Linked DNA regions of Mus musculus: regions 2 and 3 are each linked to region 1. A link is a loop called in an ENCODE intact Hi-C map of the cell type or tissue named here. Cell type or tissue: heart. All regions are shown on one strand. Each heading gives the region's core, and the rest is flanking DNA. Links, peaks and the distances in the headings are about the cores only.

What was found. Peaks named below come from ENCODE experiments on the same cell type or tissue, not always from the same donor. Only the 100,000 strongest peaks of a DNase experiment are listed, where the experiment ranks them.
Region 2: a loop joins it to region 1, with 4 times the contacts of the local background. A loop is called at or near these places in 3 of 42 quality-filtered maps.
Region 3: a loop joins it to region 1, with 2.3 times the contacts of the local background. A loop is called at or near these places in 2 of 42 quality-filtered maps.

The regions. Positions count from the first base shown.
Region 1 is chr6:93,754,145-93,761,933 of GRCm38, reverse strand. It overlaps Magi1 (membrane associated guanylate kinase, WW and PDZ domain containing 1), which reads left to right. Exons shown (of 24, transcript NM_001029850.4): 8 at 1,169-1,226; 9 at 4,170-4,279; 10 at 6,828-6,920. Among named protein-coding and RNA genes, the nearest start is that of Gm23035, 36 kb to the left of the region's middle. In heart, for the core only: a CTCF peak has its summit at 4,358; a DNase peak (open chromatin) is centred at 4,353; H3K27ac peaks cover 753 bases.
Region 2 is chr6:94,460,673-94,468,461 of GRCm38, reverse strand. No RefSeq gene overlaps it. Among named protein-coding and RNA genes, the nearest start is that of Slc25a26, 36 kb to the left of the region's middle. In heart, for the core only: CTCF peaks have their summits at 1,777 (motif pointing left) and 3,630 (motif pointing right); no DNase peak of the experiment used is centred there; H3K4me3 peaks cover 431 bases; H3K27ac peaks cover 726 bases.
Region 3 is chr6:94,135,803-94,143,591 of GRCm38, reverse strand. All of the region lies in intron 1 of Magi1 (membrane associated guanylate kinase, WW and PDZ domain containing 1), which reads left to right. The region is part of intron 1 of 4930511A08Rik (RIKEN cDNA 4930511A08 gene); the gene reads left to right. Among named protein-coding and RNA genes, the nearest start is that of Gm52867, 88 kb to the left of the region's middle. In heart, for the core only: a CTCF peak has its summit at 3,570 (motif pointing right); no DNase peak of the experiment used is centred there.

The DNA.
Region 1 (7,789 bases), core at 1,920-6,919:
TAAACTGGTTCAAAGTAAGCAGTATCTCTAGTATTTGTGGTGTTTGGCTCACACTCTGTGACTAGTGATTTCTAGGAATAATGATTCCCGGTGAAGGGATAGCATTACCCAGTCTTACCTTACCTTCACAGATCCTGAGAGCTTTAAAAATCAAGTTGAGTAATTGCTGCCCTGCCTGAAAGAGCTGCTTGATGACACACATGCAGTCTAGGTTCTTCCTTCTCTAAGAAAAACACTTCAGTACAACAGGACTTTCAGTAATAGATTCATCTAACGGAACTTGGGAACCTAGTTAAGAGTTCCTGACTTTGGTTTGAGACCTCGGGAGACAGAGTTCACTATCTGCCTGGTGCCATTCCACCCTCACATTTAAAAGATACACATAGAGAGGTATGTGGGTGCAGGCTGGCAGTCCCAGGGCTCCAGCAGTGAAGACCAGAACATGTGTGAGACCAGCCTCACCTACCTAATGAAGCCTGGTCTGTATTCCACCCACTAGGGGGATGTACAAAAGAATATTTGCACATGACAGTGAACTATCTTGCATTATCTTTCAAAGATAAAGTTCTGGAAAGACAAACTGACACAAGTCCAAGAGTGAAGTAACGGTGTATGTGTGTGTGTGTGTGTGTGTGTGTGTATACTTTGAACACCCAGCTCAGCCTGCCATTTTAATTCACTCAGTAATGTCTTCATTAGGAACAGTGAATCTTATCTGGATAAGATGCAAGCTTAATTTTCTTTCAAGGAAAGCAAAATAAAACCACTGACTTGAAAATGAAACGAAAGTAATTTTTATGTGTTCTTACATATGTGGCAAAGTAGTCTGGAAACAGAATGAGAAAACTATAAACACTTAAGGGAAGAACTAGGTGTTAAAGAAAGTTTTAAGTATTTCTATTAAAATCTAATTCAATACTTGGCTGATGATGAAGGCAGCTAGGACTGCATTTTATTGTTTTATTTTCTTAAGTAAAATACCAATAGATAGAGAGACATTTTCCATGTATAAAAGAACAAAGAAAAAGCAGTCAGTGCTTCTTTGCGTTAGAATACACAGTTTTAATTGTGTTCAAGATATTTGAGTGCGTCACCCTCCGCTGACTGACTCAGTGTCTGAGCTCCTGAATCAGCTCTCGTCCTGTGCTAATGGTCTTTTGTTTTTCAGAGTTGCCTGCTGGCTGGGAAAAGATTGAAGACCCTGTCTACGGTGTCTACTATGTAGAGTAAGTGTCCGTGGATATTCCACATATAGATTTTGCACTCCTGGGCCATTGTGTATATTATACGAAACACATCTTAGCATTGTTACAAGGTTCAGCATGATATTATTAATTTTATAATGGAAAGAGGAAGAGTTTAGTGAGTAAGCAAATATTCACCAAACCTGGAGAAATTCAGAAAGGAAGTCGGTATACATGGCTTTTGTTAACTTCCGAATCCCCAAGACCCAGTGTGCACCACAGGTTCTCAGCGAGTGGTAGTGAAGAGCTGGCTGCAGGAGAGCCGATTAAAAACTACAGAAAGCTTGTGCTTTTTCAGAGCAGCCTGACTGCTCTTATTTTGATGCCTAGGTCTGAACTTCATAGCAATTATTTATTCACTCTGCCATTCTAAAAGGGTTAGACAAATCTTAATAATTTATGAAACTTTGCCAAGAGTAAGAAGGAAGTGGAAAACTGGGATAAGATGCAGGGCCTGTTATCTGTCCCTCCTGGCCTCTCCCAGGATTCTCAGCCTGTAGTGTGATCTCTTTACTATAGACTTCATTCTAGCATTGGACATGTACTTTGTCATGTTACTAAAATCATTGATTAGCAGGATGCTAAAAAAAAATTTTAACAATAACCAAGAGGTAGAATACTGCAAACATCAATATCAACATATATCGCAGCTTTTCCTCTAAGGAAAGAGAGAAAACTGTAACAGTTCCTTTGAACAAGACAAGCACCATGTGAATTTTGTGTCATTATTGTCCTTCATGCCACAGTGAAGATAAAAGGCCTCCTTTCTCTTTCTCATGTTGCTGGCAATAAAAAGTCACTTGTATAATGCCCCAATAATAGGAACATATTATGTAAAAATGCCAGGCTGCAATAAGATGCCAGCGTCTTACTGTAAAGCAGTTGCAGGAGTTCAGTATAGCAAGTGCCCTTGACCAGTACAAGGCCTGATTCCCCTCTACAGAACAGGGAGAAACTTCAACATCAGATACAAGCAAAGTCATTTTTATTGACCTTCATAAAGTACACGTCCTTTGTGAGCTCTGAAGATCTTTTATATTGACAAACAGAGAGGCTGCTGCCAGGCAAGGCCGGGCTTGCATTGGTACTTAGCTAGCTTGTGCATTTAGTAAGAAAGGATGCAGCTGGGTACCACTATGAACCAAGAAGAAACCAGGTCCCGAAGTGGGAAGACAGAACTTACAAGGTTTGCTTCTCGGTCTTTTCATGGCAGATCCACAGGGCATGCTAGTGCTAGGCAATTTCTTACATGAGATTGTCTAAAGGAACAAAGAGGCAAATATCCTTTTAATAAGAATTAAAGATAATCTGTCCACCCTATTTGATAAACTATTCTTTAAAAGAAAAAGTCTCATTTTCAAAAGCAATACTTGATGTTTTAAATAGTAACGTAATAGGTATGCCCCCAAACTTCTAATGAACTGTTGTTTTGGCTAAAGGAGTACATACACGTGTACATACACACATATGTATATGTGAAACCATCTATATATACATGTATTTATACTTAGTATAAATACAAAATAAATAAGGCCATCACACAGAAACACTCATGTGGATGATGGGTGTATGTTGATGTGTGTGCGTTGTGGGGGTAAGTGCGTGTGCTTGCCCGGCCTTACTAGTGACAGAGTCATCTAAAATGTCTGGATCTTTGTCACTTTAAATACATTGCATTCACATAGTTTAACTACCTTAGAACTATCATTGCCTATAGGCTGTGAATTTGGTCTTTCCTCTTGGTCATTCATTGGGTTGCCATAATTGACAGATGTTAGTGGAGTCCTTTTGACTTCACCCTTAGGCTTCTCCATACCTTGCTATGTAAAGCCATTCAAGAGTTTTGCTATTGTAGACCACAGACAACATCCCAGCTCCAGTTGACTCTTAATTCTTAGTAATTCAGAGTGTACTTCTTGGTGAATTTAATGTACCCCCCCCCTCTCAGATGCTAGCTTTGAAATAGGGGTAGAGTCACTGGCTCAAGCCCTTGAATTCAAAAGCAAGCATAGCTGAGTGAGCATACTAGTTAATAATGCCACACAAAGAGAACTACACAGAGGCGTACTTCTCATCCCCACATGAAATACTATTGTGTCCACACTTACATGCTTCACATACTCAAGGTGAATTGTTGCTTGAAAAAAAAAATGGCATAGAAAACTTTAGAAAAAAATAAATAAAATTTAAGTTTCAAGTTGGGTGTCATTCAGGGCACGGTAAGGTCTCTTTCCTTGCTGCTCCATGGAGATTAGGCCACAAAGCACCCCTCATCCAGTGCAGCTAAGCTTTATGCACTGCCTGTCAATCAGTCACTTGGTGGCCAGCTCAGTTACAAGGTCAGCTGTCACAGTGTCATACACTGTCATACACTGTGTTCAAATGTCCCTTATTTAACTTCCTGATAGGCCCAGAGCACAAAGGTCACAGCGTGGGCAATTGGAACGTGCTGAAGAGGCAGGCAGAAGTTCCTTTAAGTGGCTAAGGAAATAAATCATATGTGGAAACTACTGAGGGCTACAGTGAATTGTTGCTGTTGATCTGTTGCTGTGCTTGTTTTATAAGTTAAACTGGGTCATAGGTGTGTACAGATGCAGAGGGAAAACCATATTCATATTGGATTGGACGCTATCCTGGGCTCCAGCATTCACTGGGGCTCTGGGAACAGGTTCCCTGTAAACAAGGGCTTTCCGCTGGTGAGTAAAGCTATTTGCCTCAGGACATTTGCTAGGGATTTCTAGTAAGATGCATTCCAACCACACCCTAGGTCTCACTGCACATACACAGCCATAATGGGAGCTGTGTTTATGTCTATCTGCATATCCACTCCAGACCCTCTGCTGTGCCTCAACTAATCGATTTGCCCGGCCTTTTCTTGCTAGAATGAGTATTTCCTCCCTGAGAACTGCTTTCCTTTCTTCCCAGCCACATCAACAGGAAGACGCAATATGAAAACCCAGTCCTAGAAGCCAAACGGAAGAAACAGCTTGAACAGCAGCAGCAACAGCAGCAGCCTCAGCCACCGCAGCCAGAAGGTTGGCTTCTTTGCTGGAGGCATTTCCCTGAGCTGGGAGTGTGGGGTAAAGCCTAGGCACTGTCACCCCCGTGTGGTCAGAGCTGGCCTTGATGATAGATTCTTTTCTCCTCTAGTCACCCCTCCCTCCAACAGCACACCCCAGCACACTGCAGAAGGGGGCGCCCCTGCATAGCGCTCAGACCTCTGCCTTGCTTTGGATGGAATTTAACTTGCGGAGCTGAGGGAATTTGGGCCCCTGCAGCATTTGCATGGTGATCCCTGTGTAACATTTAAGCAGAGTTTCTGGGCACTAGGCTCCTTTTTCACGTTAGAAACGCCGTACAGAAGGATCTGCATGCTTCTGGGAAGTCACAAATCATATTCTTTTATTTTTTTTTTATTTTATTTTGGTTTTTCAAGACAGGGTTCTCTGTGTAGCCCTGGCTGTCCTAGATCTCACTCTGTACACCAGGCTGGCCTCAAACTCAGAAATCCGCCTGCCTCTGCCTCCCAAGTACTGGGATTAAAGGCGTGTGCCACCACTGCCCCAAACAAATTCATATTCTTTAGAGAAATCAAAATAACCCAGGAAGAGGGGGGAACATTAAATCTTCCAGTGCTTGCCCCATCCCATTCTTAGGGGCTCACTGTGTAGAATTTTTCTGGTAAATAAAAATCACAAATACCAAAACCAAGAATAATTTTGTGAGTAAATATATTTCATTTGAGCAACTTTTTTTCACTTTTTATTTCTTAAACCTGCTTGAAGGTTTGAGTTGACTCATAGTTTTAATGGCTAAAAGATGTGCTACGTAATGAGTGTTTCTACTAATATGTAGCTATCCATTTATTAATATTTAAGGTTTTCCTAATTTTTCATTAAATCTTTCAGTGGTAGGCTTTATACCATCTAAGTATAATATCAATTATGTGAATATGAACTATAACACTTTTGTTCCCACGTTATATATAATACATATTATATGCTATATATTATTATATATTTAATTAATTTATATATTAAATATTTAACATAATTAATTTATATACTATATATTTTAAATGTGTATGGTGCTAGAAATTGTACTGAGGACCTCATCACACCAAGTATCTACCCAAGCAAGCACTGAGTCCTTGAACATAATCAAATATAGTCCTTAAACTATGGGAGTAGCCAAATGTTACTACTATAAATATATATAAACATCACAAATGTTTTAGCATTGATGTTACATAGTTCTTGTAATAACTACTCATCTTTATAGTGTAAAACAGATACAGATAATATATAAATATAGGCAATTCTGTGTGTCAATAAAACTTTATTCATGAACACCCATTTGAATCTCTAATTTTCGTGTATCAGAAAATACTCAATTTTAACCTTTTAAAAATGTGAAAGGCCAACATGGTTTACATAGTAAGTTCCAGGACAGCCAGAGCTACACAAAGAAACCCTGTCTCGAAAAATCCAAATAAATAAGTAGTAAGTGAATGAATGAATGAAAAGCATTTATGCCATGTACTTCTATAAGGCAGACATTGAGCCCAGTTTAGCTGGTAAACCATGCTTTACTCTCTACTACCCCTATGCACCAGCTGAAAAGTTCTCTGGCTTAATTCCCTTTTTAATTTAAGGATAACTTTTAAAAATATTTTTAAAGATATTTTTAAAGATAGTAGTCCCAGCAAATGTGGTTTGAGCTGTGGGCATATAGCTAAGGGAAGGTGACTGCTTTACATCTTAAAGATCACTCACTGCAAGATGTTACAGGCAGTAGCTTCCCTTTGAGTTTCAGAGACAACAGAAGTTAGTGCCGCAACAAAATAATGGCGTATATTTTCATCCAACTTACCAGGCAAGACAGGTAGGCTCTGCAGACCAGCGCACCCCTCACTGAGCCTTAAGAAGGTCCTTTCTCACATGGCTACCTTCAAGCAAATCCATACCTGAAAAAACAAAGGAAAAGAAAACCAAAATTTGGTTTTCACTTAAAACCTTTAAAGTCAGATTTTTACCAGTTGTGCCATATTTCTTTAATGAGAGAGAGAGAGAGAGAGAGAGAGAGAGAGAGAGAGAGAGAGAGAGAGAGAGATATTTCACTGACCTTACCACAAAGGGAGGGAGGGCTGCTGCTTTTGCTCACAGACTTAGTGAGGGTTTCCATTGTTGTGAAAGACAACATGAACAAGGCAACTCTTATAAAGGACAACATTTAATTGGATGGGGCTGGCTTACAGGTTCAGAGGTTCAGTCCATTATCATCATGACTGGAAACATGGCATCTTCCAGACAGATATGGTGCTAAAGAACTACATCTTGGCTTGAAGGCAATCAGAAAACTGGCATCCTCAGGAGGCTAGGAGGAAGCTCTCTTTGCCCACCTCCACAGCGACACACTTCCTCCAACAAGGCCACACCCCTTAATACTGCCACTCCCTGGGCCAAACATACTCAAACCACCACACCACCTACTTTTGATTCATTGGTCTGACTATTACTAAGAAGGTAAGTGGCTTGGCTGTTCAGAGACAAATCACGAAACTGCTTCTTCTCTTTCTTCTAGAGTGGACAGAGGATCATGCATCTGTTGTGCCTCCTGTTGCTCCTTCCCATCCCCCGAGCAATCCGGAGCCAGCCAGGGAAACTCCACTTCAGGGTAATGGGGGCTTTTGATTGCATCATAGTTTTAGCTCTGGGGTATCGCTGTTAATTTCTTCATTACACTGAGTGTGTGTGGGGGGGGGGGAGGGGGAAGCCCCTACATTTGTGCCACATATACATGTGGTGGTCAGAGTACAACTTGTCATAATTAGTTTTCTCTCTCACCATGTGGCCCCGGGACCAAATTCAGGTTGTCAGTCAGACTTAGCATGATACACCAAAGTCGCTTACTAGTTCTAAAGTCTCATTTTTAAAAAAAATGAAGACTTGTAACTCAAAGTCTCAACACTGTTGATACTTCTGACTAGATTATTCTTTATAAGGAAGAATGTCGTAAGCACTTACTTATGGGACAAGATAGGAGGATATATACCCAACCTCCCACTAGTAACCAATAATGATCAGAAAGGTGTCCAGACATTGTCAGATCCTCCTGAGGAGCAGAACCATCTCAGAGTTGGAATGAGTGATTTGGAGACCACAGTATTAAAATAAATAGATAGGTAGGTAGGTAGATAGATAGATAGATAGATAGATAGATAGATAGATAGATAGATAGATAGATAGATATTTTGAGATTTCAGGCAACACAGTTGCTGTTGAGTAATATTTCCTCCTAAGGGTAAATAAGTTTACCTTCAATGTCCTTCCCTGCTGCTGTTTTTGCATTGGTATATCCTATAACATTTAGATTGGTCTCACATTTGTAAGTATAGCCCTTAGAAAGGACTGTTCCTGACTTGGGTTCCTGAGCCTTGAATAGTCAGGCTTCATTAGTCTTCAGTGATAGAAGAGGGGCAGTGTGTTTCGGGGTTCCTCGTTTTCTTTCTTTTCCAGTAAGAAAACTAAAATTGAGCCTTCCAT
Region 2 (7,789 bases), core at 1,618-6,617, 710 kb before region 1:
TGGTGGCTCACGCCTTTAATCCCAGCACTTGGGAGGCAGAGGCAGGCAAATTTTTGAGTTCGAGGCCAGCCTGGTCTATAGAGTGAGTTCTAGGTCAGCCAGAGCTACACAGAGAAACCCTGTCTCAAAAAAACAAAACAAAACAACAACTACAAAACCACATGGTGGGGACTCATGTCTCTAGCTGTATATGTAGCAGAGGATGGCCTAGTTGGACATCAGTGGGAGGAGAGGCCCTTGGTCTTATGAAGGTTCTATGCCCCAGTATAGGGGAATGCCAGGACCAGGAAGCGGGAGTGGGTGGGTTGGGGAGCAGGGGGAGGGGGGAGGGGATAGGGAATTTTCGGAGAAGAAACTAGGAAAGGGGATAACATTTGAAATGTAAATAAATCTTTTATTCCCAGCACTTGGGAGGCAGAGGCAGGTGGATTTCTGAGTTTGAGGCCAGCCTGATCTACAGAGTGAGTTCCAGGACAGCCAGGGCTACACAGAGAAACCCTGTCTCGAAAACAAAACAAAACAAACAAACAAAACAAAAACAAAAACAAACAAAAAAGAAAAGAAAAAAATCTAATTAAAAAAAAAAAAAGAATGTTGTAGTACCCCGGGGGGGGGGGGGGTGCAGGGTGGTGGGATTGACATCTAAATCTAAGCTTGACTCCGTCTTTGCTCTTGTATCTTTATCTTCATACAATTTTCAACTTTATTCATTTTGACTATGAATAAAAAATTCCAAGAACAATGTACAAATGTAAACACATTTTGGGCACACACATACCTTAGATTATCGTTGTCTTCCTTTCCTCCGTGGGAAGAAACCACAACTGACATGAACGCAAGTTTCTACTTTGTGGGGTTCTTCTTCTCACATAAATCTTACATACACAAGTTTGGGCAAATGGATAAGATCCTGGGGAAAAGATCATTCTAAGGGAAGTCAGACGTCAGATTCTCTGGAGCTGGACTTAATGGCAGCTGTAAAGCTGTAGCGCACCAACAACAATAACAACAGCAGCAACAACAACGAAACTTTGTATTGCTCCTCAGTAAACGGAGAGAAACGGAAGCAGAGGAGAGCAGAGCCATTAAAAAAGTATTTCTCTGGGAACATACTCTTAAATACACTTCGCTCAACCATGCACGGGCCTGGCAGGTACTAAGTCAAACAGTCCCCTGACTGGGGAGTGAGGAGGATTATAGGAAAGATGGAAAAGAAGACTCCGAGACAGAGGTTAGAAATCAGGAGGGCTGTCTAGTCACTACTGCGGCAGCCTCGAGTTTAATTTTCTTAGGCTTTAGATACTTTACAGTATCATGAGAAACAAAGCCACAAGCTAACAGAAACAATTTGCTAAAATGTACACAAGACATTCCTTCCCATCCCAAAACGCTCTGTTCTTTCCACCAAGGTCAATAGACTCTTCAGCCCCAGCCTTGAGCCCCAGGTTCACCTCCTCTTATCTTATCATTCCATGCCACAGAGGCCAGGAAATCTGCCAACAGGCCCTCCTTCCCCTCCCCCTCCCTCTCCTCCTCCCCCTCCCTCTCCTCCTCCTCCTTCTCCTCTCTCTCTCTCTATCTCTCTCTCTCTCTCTTTCTCTCTCTCTCTTTCTCTCTCTCTCTCCCTCTCTCTCTCTCTGCTTCAGAGAAGCACAAAACAGCTCCCCACACAGCAGCTAAGAGCTGATCTTCCAAAATGATTCCCAGCACAAATGGTGGCTGACTCTAGTCTCAGAGGACCCAACGCCCTCTTCTGGCCTCGTCTGGTACTGCACACATGCAATGCAGAGATGTACATGAAGGCAAAACACCCATACACATAAAATACAAATAAAAATTTAAATCTAAACAAAGTTAAGGTGCATTCTTAGTAAACATATATAGGTATAACTATTCATAAGCCATACTTTTAACTGAGTCTTGTTTCTTAAAATCAGTGAATTCACAAAATATGCAAATATCTTTTGATGACAATATGTGTATATTTGTGTTTGCCACCTCAAAATGTTAATGGATAGGAAATAATGCTTTGTGAAAAATAACTGACATGTTCTTGAACTCTCCATCCTCTAGGTGTCACTTATGTCTACAGAAAAAGAAAAAAGAAATAGCAATCGCTCCCATATGAGACAATAGTTAAAGTAAAGAGTTTATTATACTGGGTACAACAGAATTTCTAATGATTTTCTATTGATTTTTAAAGTTATTGCAGCTCGTCTACAAGATAAATTTAATTTCTTATTTACTGGTAGTTAATTATTCTTTATAGCTAAGTTTTAAAACTTTAGGTTATCATTTCATCATCTGTTGTATATATACAAGATAACCAATTATATATTTGGCCCCCCCCCCACATCTTATCTAGGCACACGCCCTCATACCTGAAGGCCCTTGCTAAGTCTCCTCACAGAAGATGAACTTTATAATAAATAGATTCTGACACTTTCGTATGGAGACAGCTTGCAGTTCCCACCACCCTGAGTTCTCCTTCCATTCAGCTAGCGATCCACGCAACAGCACCCACAGGTGAGCTCCTGGGAATCTGACCCTGGGCCTGGCAAAAGCCATTCAGTCAAGTATACAGGAACTGCGGGACTCACCTGGCCAAACTGCCACTGCCCCCCACCCCCTTGAAAAGGTAAAACAACATGAGGCAAATTCTTTTTTTTTTAAATTATTTTATTTTAAATTACATGTATATGTGTTCGTCTGAGTGTGGGTGCGTGTACATATGTGTTCAGGTACCCGTGGATTCTAGGAGAGAGCACTGGATCCCCTGGAGCTGGGTTTACAGGCAGCTGTGTGTGGATACTGAGAAACAAACTAAGAAGAGCAGCACTCCCTCTTAGCCTTAACCACTGAGCTGTCTGCCCAGCCCCAGGGAGACACATTCCTACCACACACAAGCTGAATGATTTTAAGGTTCTCCAGACAACTGCCTCTTACTTCTAGAGAACTGATTGACTACTCAGTGAAAGACACTAATTTTCAATATGTTTGGTTTTGGTTTTTGAGACAAGCCTTACTGTTTGGTGCCCTGGAACTCACTCTGTAGACAAGGCTGGCCTTAGACTCAGAGATCTTCCTGCTTCTGTTTCCCCCGTGCTGGGATCAAAGGTGTGCACACTAATTCTCAGCTAGACAGACTATTAATGTAGCTGTGAGTAGTGCCAGATCTAAGCTGCAGAAATACAGCTCTCTGAGCAGGGCACTATACTGAGAACTTTGTATGTTTGCCTTGTTTTTTGAGACAAGGTCTCACTTAGCCCAGGCTGGCATAGTAGAGCCTGCTCTACAGTAGAAGATCTTGAAGCCCTGCCTTCACACACTGGGATTACAGATGTGCACCTTCATGCCTGCCTCCTTCTCAATGTTTACATTTTTCTGTGCACATGACTAAATTCCTACAAATATTGCATAGTAATAAGCCTTTACCACTATATGGATAAGGAATAAATGATTTGCCTTACAGGTAAGACAACTGTTATTTTATTCATGAGCATCTCCTTTTGTCACCAAACCACTGTTATTTCTTCCTGCCAAATCCTCAACTGCTCTTTTAGCTATATCCCAATTTTTTATTTTTCGTATTCTAACATTACACAGCAAAGCTTAACTAAGTACCAGCAGGTGGAGACACTGAGCACGCATGCACATCCCAAGGGCCTGGACAGGCACAAAAGCACTTATTTAAAGGAACGGGGTGGGAGGGAATCCAGCTTTTTGAGGAAGCTGAGATCCTTCTTCTTTGGGAGGAAGGAGAGGAATGCAACAGATCTCCAGCTAATCCCCGATTCACCGCAAGCCGCCGCAGCAGGCATCCTCAAGGCTGCCAGAAGCCCCATACAGATCACAGAGAACAACAGTTTGGCAGCAAAGTACCTGGAATAGTCTCTGCACACTCAAGGGTCCAGCTGGGCTCTTTTCTGCAAAGCACACATGACGGGGTCTAGGGATTGTAGTGCGTTTCCTAGCAACAGCAGGACTGTACTCTCTGATACTGTGGAGGAGGTGCAAGCAGTCGCCTTAAGAATGGCACCCCTGCACGCTGGCCAGGGTCTTTTGAGGAGCAGTGAGAGGGTAACACACATACACACACAATTGCAAATGTTTTAGGGTGCATTAAACTTGCAAGCCATTACTAGGTCACTGGCTAAAAGGTGTAGTTAAATGGGTAGGTAGATGTATTGCAATGTTGTCCAGCTCCAAGGCAGCAAAGAGGCAGGAAAGAGAAGCCCCAGGTAGATCCCAGAGGGTTCAGCTGCCTGCTCCTTCAGAAAAGGAAGTCTCCCACGTACAGCTTGAGAGTCCCAGAAACAGACAGGAAAACTGAAGGTACAGCTTGGTGACAGGGGAATCAAGAGGTTCTGCAAGCTCCCTTACTTCTGTCTCAGATTGAGGGCTGCAGAGGATGATAACCCTAAGCTTCTGTGTCAAAATATCCAACAGTGGTTATAGTCAAGTGGACGTCCGCATCATTAGAGGGACTAGTGGGAACTTCCCCGATTTCCACAAAGCCAAGCCACCCCTTCCACTCTATAGTCAGATTAGCTTAGCTCTCCCGGGAAGAGAAAAGGCAGTGACCCCTGGGAACTAACACCCAACAAACATAAAAGGCATTGTATGAAGCCCATTGGCTGGCAGTTAGAAGTCATAGACTTCTTCCTTCTCATTGGCGGCCCACTGTGGAGCTTTATCAAGACTCTGCCTGGCAAGTAGGGCATGCTTTGGGTCACACTTGTGGCATGGAGATTTAAAATTAGGCTGCCAGTGTCCATCCGATGTTTATCTCTGCCTGATGCTGACAACTTGAAGAATTTTTGTTCAGCTCCCACTTTCCAGTGTTTTGGCATCATTACTCAGATATTCCTGAGATCTAAGTATCATCTCAAACCAAATTAGGGACAATTTACTTACTGCCCATTAACAGTGGATTGATTCTGCAAGCCTTGTGGATGTGATCATAGGAGTGTCTATCTAGATTAAGATTGCTGTCTCAGCACAGTGGTAAAGATTTTCATTTTTCGTGCAATGTATAAGTTTTGTTTTGTTGTTGTTGTTGTTGTTGTTGTTGTTGTTGTTTTTAAGATTGGACCCAGCTTTGTGTTGGAATGTGCTCAGCTTGGTCTACTATGCTGTGACGATTACTATGGATTGTCAATTTGACAGGATTGAGCATTGCTGAAGGGAGCATCCTCTGACCATGTCTTTGAGGGATTTTCTACCTTAGGTTAGTTGAGGTGGGACCATTTACCCTAAATACGGTGGCGCTAGTTCATCGGCCAGGGTCCCCATTGGGGCTGAGTGAAAGGGACAGTCAACTGAGCATCTACTTTTCCTTCCTCTGCTTTCCGACTCTGGGAGCAATGTGACCAACTGCCTTGTGCGCCCACCACCGTGCTTCCCTGCCATTCTGTACTAACTTCAAGCCAGGAAACCAAATAAGCCCTCGCTTGGGTTGCTTTTATCAGAGCAATGTATGAAAGAGCTAATATCTACTAAACAAATAAAAATAAAACACACGTAAAATTCCTCTCCCACCCCGTCCTGTGAGCTGTCAGTGCCTGTGAAGATGATGGTGTTAGTCTTCTCAATTGACCTCATTTGCTGGATGTTATCTGTATTTTGAGGGTGAGCTACCTGTGGCGGCATCTTAAATTTTGAACAAGAACATTTAGGTCAAGGTTATCAAAGGGACTTCCTAATGCGATGGCTGGAGATCTGCAGGAGGCATCCGCCTTGGTGACAAAAGGGAATGTCCATTGACTGTTGTGCTACCAGCCAAAATCATGAGTCATTTTACACAAAAGGTCTCCATTCTGCCAGACCTGACAATGGCGCACACCTTTAAATCCCAGCTCTAGGGAAGCAGAAGCAGGTGGATTGCTGTGAGTTTGAGGCCACCTAGATCTACACAGCAAATTCTAGGACAGCTACTTAATGAGATGCTATCTTAAAAAAAAAGAATAGAAAAGAAAAGAAAAGAAAAGTCCCATTCTAATTTATATATATATAGTAAAGGATATATTCTCTTTGCATGCATTAAGGCATATATAAATATATAAACATAAGTAACAATATAAACTACAATGTTAACATATAGTTGTTAGTATACTTAGTAAAACAGTATATGTCATGTTACATTAATGGACTACACAGCTTTAAAAATGCTTAAACAGAAGGTCAGACATTATATCAGTAATCCTGTACTGAGAAAAAAAAATATGTCAACCACTATCTCTAATTCTTTTCCTAGAGGACAGGAAGTTTCAAACTGCCCAGCTATGTTTTTATGAGCATTCATCTTATTAATTAAAAGCTCTGAAAAGGTCAATCCAAATGCATATGCATTATGAGCCAGAGAGATTTACATATTTTGTTAATTCGTTGGCATTTTAAGAATAAAGAATAGATTAAGATTGTGTTTAGTTGCTTCTTTTCTGTGAGAATGTGCCTTTGATATGTGATTTGTTTAGCTGTATGTTGTTTGTCTCTGAGCAAAGCTTTAAAAGCCAGGTGTGACCTGAGCTCAGTGATACTGTACAATTTCTTCTCATTACTGCTTCTTAGCTTCACTCTTTTGTGCTCTACTGGTTCAGCCTGGTTCTTGCAAGAGAACAGCATCAACTGGCTGGCTTCAACAACTGGCATTTGTCATTTATCGTTCTGGAGACTGGGAAGCCCAAGATCAAGGTCCCAGCAGAACTAGCATCCTTGTTTACTGATGACTTAAATGGTAGAGACCAGAGAGGGGAAGCAAGCATTCTGCCTCCTCTTAGAAGTTCTCTAGTCCCATTCATTCCTACAGGCCCTGTCATCAGATTATAGGTTAGGACTCTAATATAAGACTGGGAGATGTGAATAGTCCAACCCTGAAGGAAGACTAAGCCCTTTAGATGGGCACATGCTGTTCTTACATTCATCTTACTTCGCTTCAAGAAGCAATAAGGAATTTTGTGTTGTTGTTGTTGTTGTTGTTGATGGTGATGATGATGATGATGTTGTTGTTGTTGTTGACATATGAGACAGGCTCTCTCTATATGCAGTTCTGAATGTTCTGGATCTCACTGTGTACACCTGGCTGACCTTGAACTCACAGAGATCCTCTTGCCTCTGCCTCTGGGTGCTGGAATTAAAGGTATGCTCCACCAAGTCTGGCAGGAGTTCTTTTCATGAGGAATGTTTGAATCTGAGCTTGTTTATACTAACGTGGATCCTTCCAATGCCACTGCTTCGACTCTTCATCCTTTGTGCCTCTCCCTGTAAGGTGTACCTTGGAGATGAATGATACACACAGTCTTCTGTGTGTATGCTTATGCTCATGTCAGTTTAATCTAAGAAGCAGTGAGCTATTTGAGAGAAACGTGTAAGACAGCTTGTTTGCATTGGTGCCGAGTTTCTCAATACTACGTTTGTTTGCTTCAACCAAGACGCATATAGGTTTGATATGATTTTAAATATGATTCCCTCAGAAACTCACATTCATCTGAAGTACATTTTTTCCTTTGAGTCAGATCAAGTTAGAAAACTCTAAGCTCCATACAGTTACATATTGTCAGTTTAAAAAAAAAAAAGATCTCTGAAAATTGTATCTCTGTAAATAGACTGGGAAAATATGGAAGAAACAAGGCATTGCTCTCTCTCTCTCTCTCTCTCTCTCTCTCTCTCTCTCTCACACACACACACACACACACATCTTATTAACTGCCAGAATTAACTGAGGCTATATCTGAGGCAAGTAAAAACAACAACAAAATATTCTTCTCAAGTATATTTTTACTTTGATATA
Region 3 (7,789 bases), core at 1,618-6,617, 380 kb before region 1:
TTTAGGCAAGTGGGTAGATCAATTCCGAGATAAATTTTGTTATCTACAAATGGGAGTAATTTAAACCACCTCTTTTAATAATTACTTTTTATTCTTGTGAAAAAGCATCATGGCCAATGCAAGGGTTTATTTGGCTCTTTGGTTCCAGAGGTCTAGGAGTCCATGACCATCATGGTGGGAAGCAAGGAGCAGCAGCATAGAGCATATATCCTGATCCATAGATACCAAAACTCAAAGCCCACTTCCAGTGACACGCCTCCTCCAGCAAGGCCACACCTCCTAATTCTTCCAAAACAGTTCCACCAACTTGGGACTGAGTATTCAAACAGGAGTATGTGGGCGCTGTTCTTGAAAATACTGTAACAGGACGGCAGTGCATTTGATTCTGTACTATGTACAGGTGCACATTTGAGTTGTAGGACTCACTGTTAGCATCAGTCTACAAATGTTTCTGAGCATAAGGAGGTTTACATTTTTGTTTATTGGACACCCAGCCAGGGTGTAGGGAGCTGGTATTGGGACACAGATAGCTTGGCTTTCTGGCATTGTTATATTAGCAAACCTTTGAGCAGGATGTCGCTTAGTGCCTGTAACTTTTGTGTAAAAAGTAATGTCGTTACTTTACACAAGGCTACAACTCTCTTTCAGAGAGGACCATGGCTTTTTCTGCAGGTTCTCTCCTCCATCCCACTTACTGTAGATGCCAGTGGGCCCGCTTTTTCTGTTCTCAAGGAAGTGCCACAGCAATGATTGCTTCTCAAGGTTTCCCCTGGTATCCTGAGACCGGTGATCTTTGCTTGCCTCTTTATTTATGGTTTTACATCAACAAGTTGAGAAATTTTTGAGGAGCATTTCAGCACAAGTCCTGGGTGCTCTGTGAGATGACTCATCCCAATTAGGCTGCAGCCTGCCTGATGGGGATTCTCTTGTTTATCAGTATAGTTTTTTTTAAGGTAGATTGCTGGCATAGCAATAGCAGCCATTGCTCAGCAAGGCTCATGATGACTGATCCCAGCACCTTGGAGACAGAACTCCAACTGGGGCAAAGAAAGCAGCCAGCCAGCCTGAATAATTATAGCCCAGGAGAACTGCCCCATGCTAAAACCTCTTCCCATCTCTAGCTGCTCCCCTACCCCGTCAGTTTCATAGACAAAACAGCTGTCTGTAAATCACTCCTGGCAGCCTCCTTCGAGCTGTGGACAGGACCAGGCTTTGGTTGGTTTGTAAACAGGTCAACAGCTTTGATGGGTAGGCTATAGTGTTAGGAACTCAGGTCCTGGTGGGAGTCCTACCTGCCCAGTTTCTTGTGTGTCTTATCTTTCATTTCTCTTCTCATCTTAGAGTATAATAAACACTGGATGATGGGAGAAAATTCATTATTTCTTGATTTGATATATAAAGAATGGTCCTGCCTTCTTATTTATATCAAACTTTTGGCTTGAGGCCTGAAGCCTCTGACAGAGGTGGTGCTGGACGCTATGGCCCAGCCCTTTGTTTTGCATGTGATTGAAAACCTTGTGCGTCTTATCGTCAGTTGAGGATTCAGAGCTGTTTCAGTGGGAGGATTTCTGTATGCTCTCCACATCTTACAGTAGGTGAGTGGGCTGAGAATCCTCTCCAGTGGGAACCTGCTCTGCAGCTGGATTCCCATGGGGATATCTCTGGGGAGTTGGACCCTGGGTGGACGTAGAAAAAATACCCTATGGAAGTGTGCATAGTCATGTATGTGCATATGTGCATGCATGTGCACACACACTCTCCCATACTCCTGCTGCTAATGGAACTGTGGCCTGCTGTGTGTTAGCCAAATGTTCTACTGTTGATCTATAGCCTAAGCCCAAGTGTTTGTTTTCTTAAAGCTCCAAACACCCACGTTTGTTTCCTCTGCCTTTCTTCCCCCTGCAGATTGGTAGGCAAAGGCAAACCAGTGACCAAGTCGAATGAGTCAGTCTCTTAGCAATTTCATTTTCTCTCTCATTGTTGTCATACTAGTTACTAATCTGTAACTCATTTTTAAGCATCTTAGAGTATTAGAGTTGGAGGAGAAAGCCTAGTCCTCCAGAGAATCCCAGAGGAGATGGATGCCTTCACCAGGGGGCTGAGCCCCTCCCTACAGAGTAAGTGACTTAGTTAGGTTTTCATTGCCATAAGGAGACACCATGACCAAGGCAACTCTTATGAAGGACAACATTTAATTGGGGCTGGGTTACAGGCGCAGAGGTTCAGTCCATTATCATCATGGCAGGAAGCAGGGCAGCATCCAGGCAGACAGGGTGCTGGAGAAGGAGCCAAGAATTTTATATCAGTCAGGAGAAGACTGGCAAAGCCCATCCCCAATCCCATAAAGCCCACACTTCCTCCAATCAGGCCACAACTATTTCAACAAGGACACACCTCCTAATAGTATCACTCCCTGTGGGATAAGCATTCAAACACTTGAGTCTGTGGTGGCTAAACCTATTCAAACCACCACAGTAAATGAGAACAGTGCTTGGTTTTGTGTCCCCCCCCCTCCCCCTCCCCCTCCCCCTCTCCTTATTCCCTTCCTCTCCCTTCTTTATCCCTCCCTCCTCCTCCTCCCTTCTTCAGTCTTTTACACACATGCACAACCATGTGGCGAGAGAGGAATGAGTGCAGGCCTATGTTTGTATGATACTCATGTGAGGGTCCCAGGGCAACTTCCTGTGTCGTCTTTGACTTCTGTCTTGTTTGATACACAGTCTATTTTGTTCACTGCTGTGTAGGCTTGGCTTGCTGGCCCAAGAGCTTCTGGGAATTTCCTGTCAGTGCTTCCTTTGCCCAGGAAATCTTCTTAGCCCTTGTTTCATTTGCAGATGCAAGATCTCCTTGTGCAGCCTAGCCTAGGTGTGTGTGAAACTCATCATGCAGCCCATAAGGTCCTCCTGCTTCAGTTAGCCCCTGAATGCTGGGATTGTGAGCGTGGACCACTCATGCCTGGCACTGTGAGGGTTCAGACCGCCGGGGCTCTCCAGTGTACACATCCCTCTCCCGCCCACTGAGTGTGGGCCACTGAGATTGTAGCGTGCCTTATAATAATTCCGTGCACGGTCCCTAACCCCTTCCTGTTAATCTGAAACCTTGGTGAGCAGAGTGTAAGCATTTGGAGGGATGCATTTTGGTTCTGGTAAAGTGGAAGCATAATGTCTCAACCAAGAACCACCAGATGTGCCAGAGAATACAACTCAGCGGTGATTAATGCTGAAGTCAGCCCAGGACAGTGTGTGTGGAATGAATGAGCGACTCTGAGAGTTAACTGCAGACTTCTGCCAGCCTCAGGGTTTGTTGTGGGGCCTACCACAGCAGATGCACCTGATCCAAACTTCCCATCCCTAGACACAAGGTTAGCTCGGGCTCAGCCAGAAAGCAAGTCAGCACTTTGCTTGTGGACAGCAGCAAGGCTTGCCATCTTGGCTGCTATCCCAGTTTGATGTTTTTAATGTCTTTGTTCTTTTAAAAATTGAATTCAAAAAATACTTAAAGCACATAAAGTACTTTAATAAATAAATACAGCTTGATATTTTAACCAGTGTCTTCTCTGTAACTACCACCAGAGGGAGCTGTGTTTTCAGAGTTGCCTGGCCTTAGCACTGGCCTGACTTTTACTGTTATCACTCTACATGTGTCTTGCCTGCTTATGATTTTTCAATAAGAAATAACTATAATATGTACTTTTTTATGTTAGGTTGACTTTTTTATGTTTAGAGGACACCTTCATTTTGAGCGTATCAGTAGCTCTTTTTACTGACTGTGTAATATTCTACTTTGTGACCATGTTATATGTGTTTATTTTTCTGTTTTTTAGGTAGCTGGGTACTTTATAACTCAGAGGTCTTTTCATTAAAGATGCCTTGTTTTTTCCTAGTATTTTTTTTAGAACATATTCTCCCCCCCCCCCCGTGTGTGTGTGTGTGTGTGTGTAAGAAACGTAGGTCTTAGAATAGGTGTTTGTTAGACTTTAGAAGGTGCTGCCAAATGGGTTCTGACGTGTGTTTCTCTCTTGTGTGCATATTTGTATATGTTGTGTGTGGATGCATGTAGGTGTACATGTGTGCACATACATATGGGGACCAGAGAAAAGGCTTGGGTATCATTCTACAGGCTTGACCTGAAGCTCGCAGAGTTGGCTACCCTGGCTAGCCACTAGGCTCCAGGTATCCTCCAGTCTCTGCATCCCCAGTGTATCACCAACCCAGCTTTTACTGAGGTTCTGGGGACCCGACCCAACTCAGGTTCTCATGCTTGCATCAAGTGCTTTACTGACAGCTTTCTCCCATCCCTGGTTCTAATTCTTGATCTTATCTAGCTTGCATCTGTCTATGAGCTCTGTGTTCCCAATTTGTAGTCTCTGGTATGTGTAGACTGGGGACAGGAAATGCAAAAAAAACTTTATGGAGACAGAATGGAGCAGGGAACTGGCTACTGTGTGTTTAAGGCTGAGAGGAATAGATGTGGAGAGGGGGAGTTGGAGACCATGCAGTTTGGGGCCTGATGCTTCGTGTGGATTCAAGCTCCAGCTTCTGTCCCATCTTCAGCAGTTCCACCTTAAGAAGTGTGTTTCTACTTCAGGAAACATTGTCCTCACCTGTGTGTGAAGCTAGGGCTGAGCCCATTCTTTACCAGGCAAAGCATTGACTGAAAGGCACAGTGAAGACCTCTTGGGGTCTGCTGAGTGGCAGCCACTGTGCCCACATAGCCATCAGACTTTATCTTCATGACAAGCCCGCCATGCACTGTTATTTTCAGTTTGCCAGTTAGGAAGCTTAATGTGTTGTCTTCCTGTTGCCGTGGCAGAACATTTGGGGTAGAACATTTTAAAAGCTAGGGGATTTCTTTTGGGCCATGGCTGCACCAATTGAGGAGCATGGTTGCTTGTCCTAGTTGCTTTGTGTCTGTGATTAGGAATAGAGGTTGAGTGCCTAGTGCAAGCTACCTGGCATCTGGTTGTAGGTTGCAAAGGGGAGGGGCCTGAGGAGGCAGAGAAGATGTGGTACAGCACCACAGCCTGCTCCTACACCTCCAGTTTCCACCACTTCCCAATAACGTGTCAAGTTAGGAAACTATCAGCCGATCCCTCCATTAATAAGGTCATACCTCTCTTGTCTCCTCAAAGACCCCACCCTGGAACATGCTTGGCTGGGGACTGAACCTTCAACATGTGAGATCTTGGGGGACGAATAAGAGCAAAACTGGGGTTCAGTAACATGTCCCCATGTTACACAACTGTTAGTAGGGGCAGGATGCTGATAGGTTTATACTGATCTCTTGATTGCAGAAGTGTGGCAGATAGACAAACAGAAAAGAGAATCCCTGCACGTATAGGGTAGACTAAGTAGACAACCCACTGTCCTCATAGTAGCCAGACATGTTTCGTAGTGATCTAAGTAGGATAGTGACGACATGGGGGGGTGGGTGGGGAAAGGGAAGCTGGGCAATCTGGAGACCTGTGATGCTTAGTAATGTGTCTTAGGCAGCATCTGCAGAGTCTTTACTGGGATTTGCAGGAAGACCTTACATAGCCATGGTGCTAAGCAGTCCTGATCCCTTCAGTCTCACCTGTGCCTCCAGCCCTCTTGTAAAGAAAGCTTGCTGCTGAGTCTGATGACCTGAGTTTGATTCCCCAGAACCTGTGTAGTGGAAGAAGAGAGGCAACTCCAGCAAGTTGTATCAGACCTCCACATGTGCTCTGAGGCAGGTGTACCTCCTGCGCACGCGCGCGCGCGCACACACACACACACACACACACACACACACACTCACACACACATGCATACACTCACACACCTCTGTATGAGCACACATATAGTGGAATAAATTAGAGGACAGAAAATAACAAGGTAATAGCAGGTGGAAGTATTGAATTGAATAGACACAATAGACTTAATTGAAGAGTGAGATAAATTCCTTGGTCAACTGACTTTTCTCAGTCCTAGCCCAGGATTCTCTTTCATTTCCCTATAGAGCTTGCTTGCTTTGTTAATCATCTATTTTCTTTTATATGTACATCCCACATGCATTAAAGACTCTTCCATGCGTTTAGCCAAAAGTGGCGAAGAAGTCCTCCTGGGTCTTTTCAGCAGTGCATAGGAGAACGGGTCACCTTTGCTCTCATTGGCCAGGAGTTATTAGTCAGCCCGTGAGAAGTAATTCCACACTCCTGCACAGTGCCATTTTTCATAGCGCTCCAAGGAGGGAAGTGGAGTATCGGGAAGTGTCCCCACAGGCTCCTCAGACACCCTGCTCTGCCTCTGATGGAGGAAGACACAGAGCCCTTCTTCCTTCAGGATACTCATAGTCTGTGTGGGAGATGGCTATGGAAACGCTTTAAGTTTCATCCTCAGAGTCCCAACCTCACAGGCTGAGCCCCACATTGTATAGGTCGCTACTAGAACTGTAGTTTTCTCCTTTGTGAAAACAGAATATCCACATTTACCCCAAGGGATTGCCCTCTGGGTTCTGAGTGGCTTTCGTCTCCTGCGCCTGATGTTTAAGTGTCCAGCATGATGTTGATCTACAGAAGCCTGCAGGTTGGGTGAGAGCCACTGGCAAGGCGGCTGCAGTAGCAGTCAAGCTCTGGCAGGTGAGGTGAGGCCTGCCATCAGAAAGCACTGCCTCCTTACTTCCTCTGCCCATCCCAGAGCCAACAGTGCAGAACAGCATACGGACCAGAGGAACTCCTGGGGAGTTTCCTCAGCAGGGTGGCTTGTAAGCAAATGACAGAGCAGGCAAGACTGGCTGTGGGTTCCTGAGAGATCAGTGGTGACAAGGAGTTCTGGGAACTACCATCTGTTACCATCCTCTCTGACCTGACACACCTAAGCCTCCAACAAAGCACAAAGTGTGTGGTGGGGACCTTGGGATAGGCGGAGAAGAAGGACCCTGCCGAGAGGGATCTTAGAGGGCTGGGCTGGTGATACACATGGCCCCATGGACCTGAGCTCTTCAGGGATAGTGCCAGGAAGGACAGCACTGCCCACAATGTGCCAGCCACTGTGCCAGCGCTGGTATGCTGGGATTGTGTTGTAGGGATGGCATTTGGTGTGAGTAAAAGCTGAGTGGTTTCTTTGGTTGGGTGACTCCCTGCGTACGCACTGGGTACGTAACTCATTTAAATTTCAGAACAATCATGTGGCACACTTTTAGAATTTATTTACTTTTGATGTATTTTCTTAAACTCTGTTTGGATTGAGTCTGGCGAGTAGCAACACACTTCTTCTAGTAACATTAATTGATAAATTAACTTCGAATGTGCTACCTTCCCTACCGGAGACACTTAACACCCACACACTCTCAACAGCGTCTTGATGAGTACCCTAGTCTGGCTTCAAACTTGAGCTCCCATTTTGCTGAGGTTTTGGGTCACCTTTACCTCGCCGTGCCTAGCAAGGCGCTGTGGTTTCACGGATGAGACCAAGCTAGGGAGTGTCAGAGAAACTCCCCAGGTCGCATTTCAGCGACCGAAGGCATTCCTCTTTTGGGGGCAACATGAAAAGGTTTGCTTTAAAAAGACATCTTGTAAAAGAATTCTAGCCAACAATATATGTGTGCCTATAAACAAATGTACATCTGGGTGCAGTGTAACATGGAGAAAAGAGACCAAGAAAGGCTAAATCTTAGGGAACGAGAAGGAACTGAATGCAAGGCAGGAATTGGAAGAGGATGGAGAGCTACTTGTCATGAGGGTTTTTTGCCTTTGTGGAGGATTAGTGCATAAAATATATTTGGTAGTGAAAGTATAAAACCCAACGTGAACTTTTACAACTTCCATTCC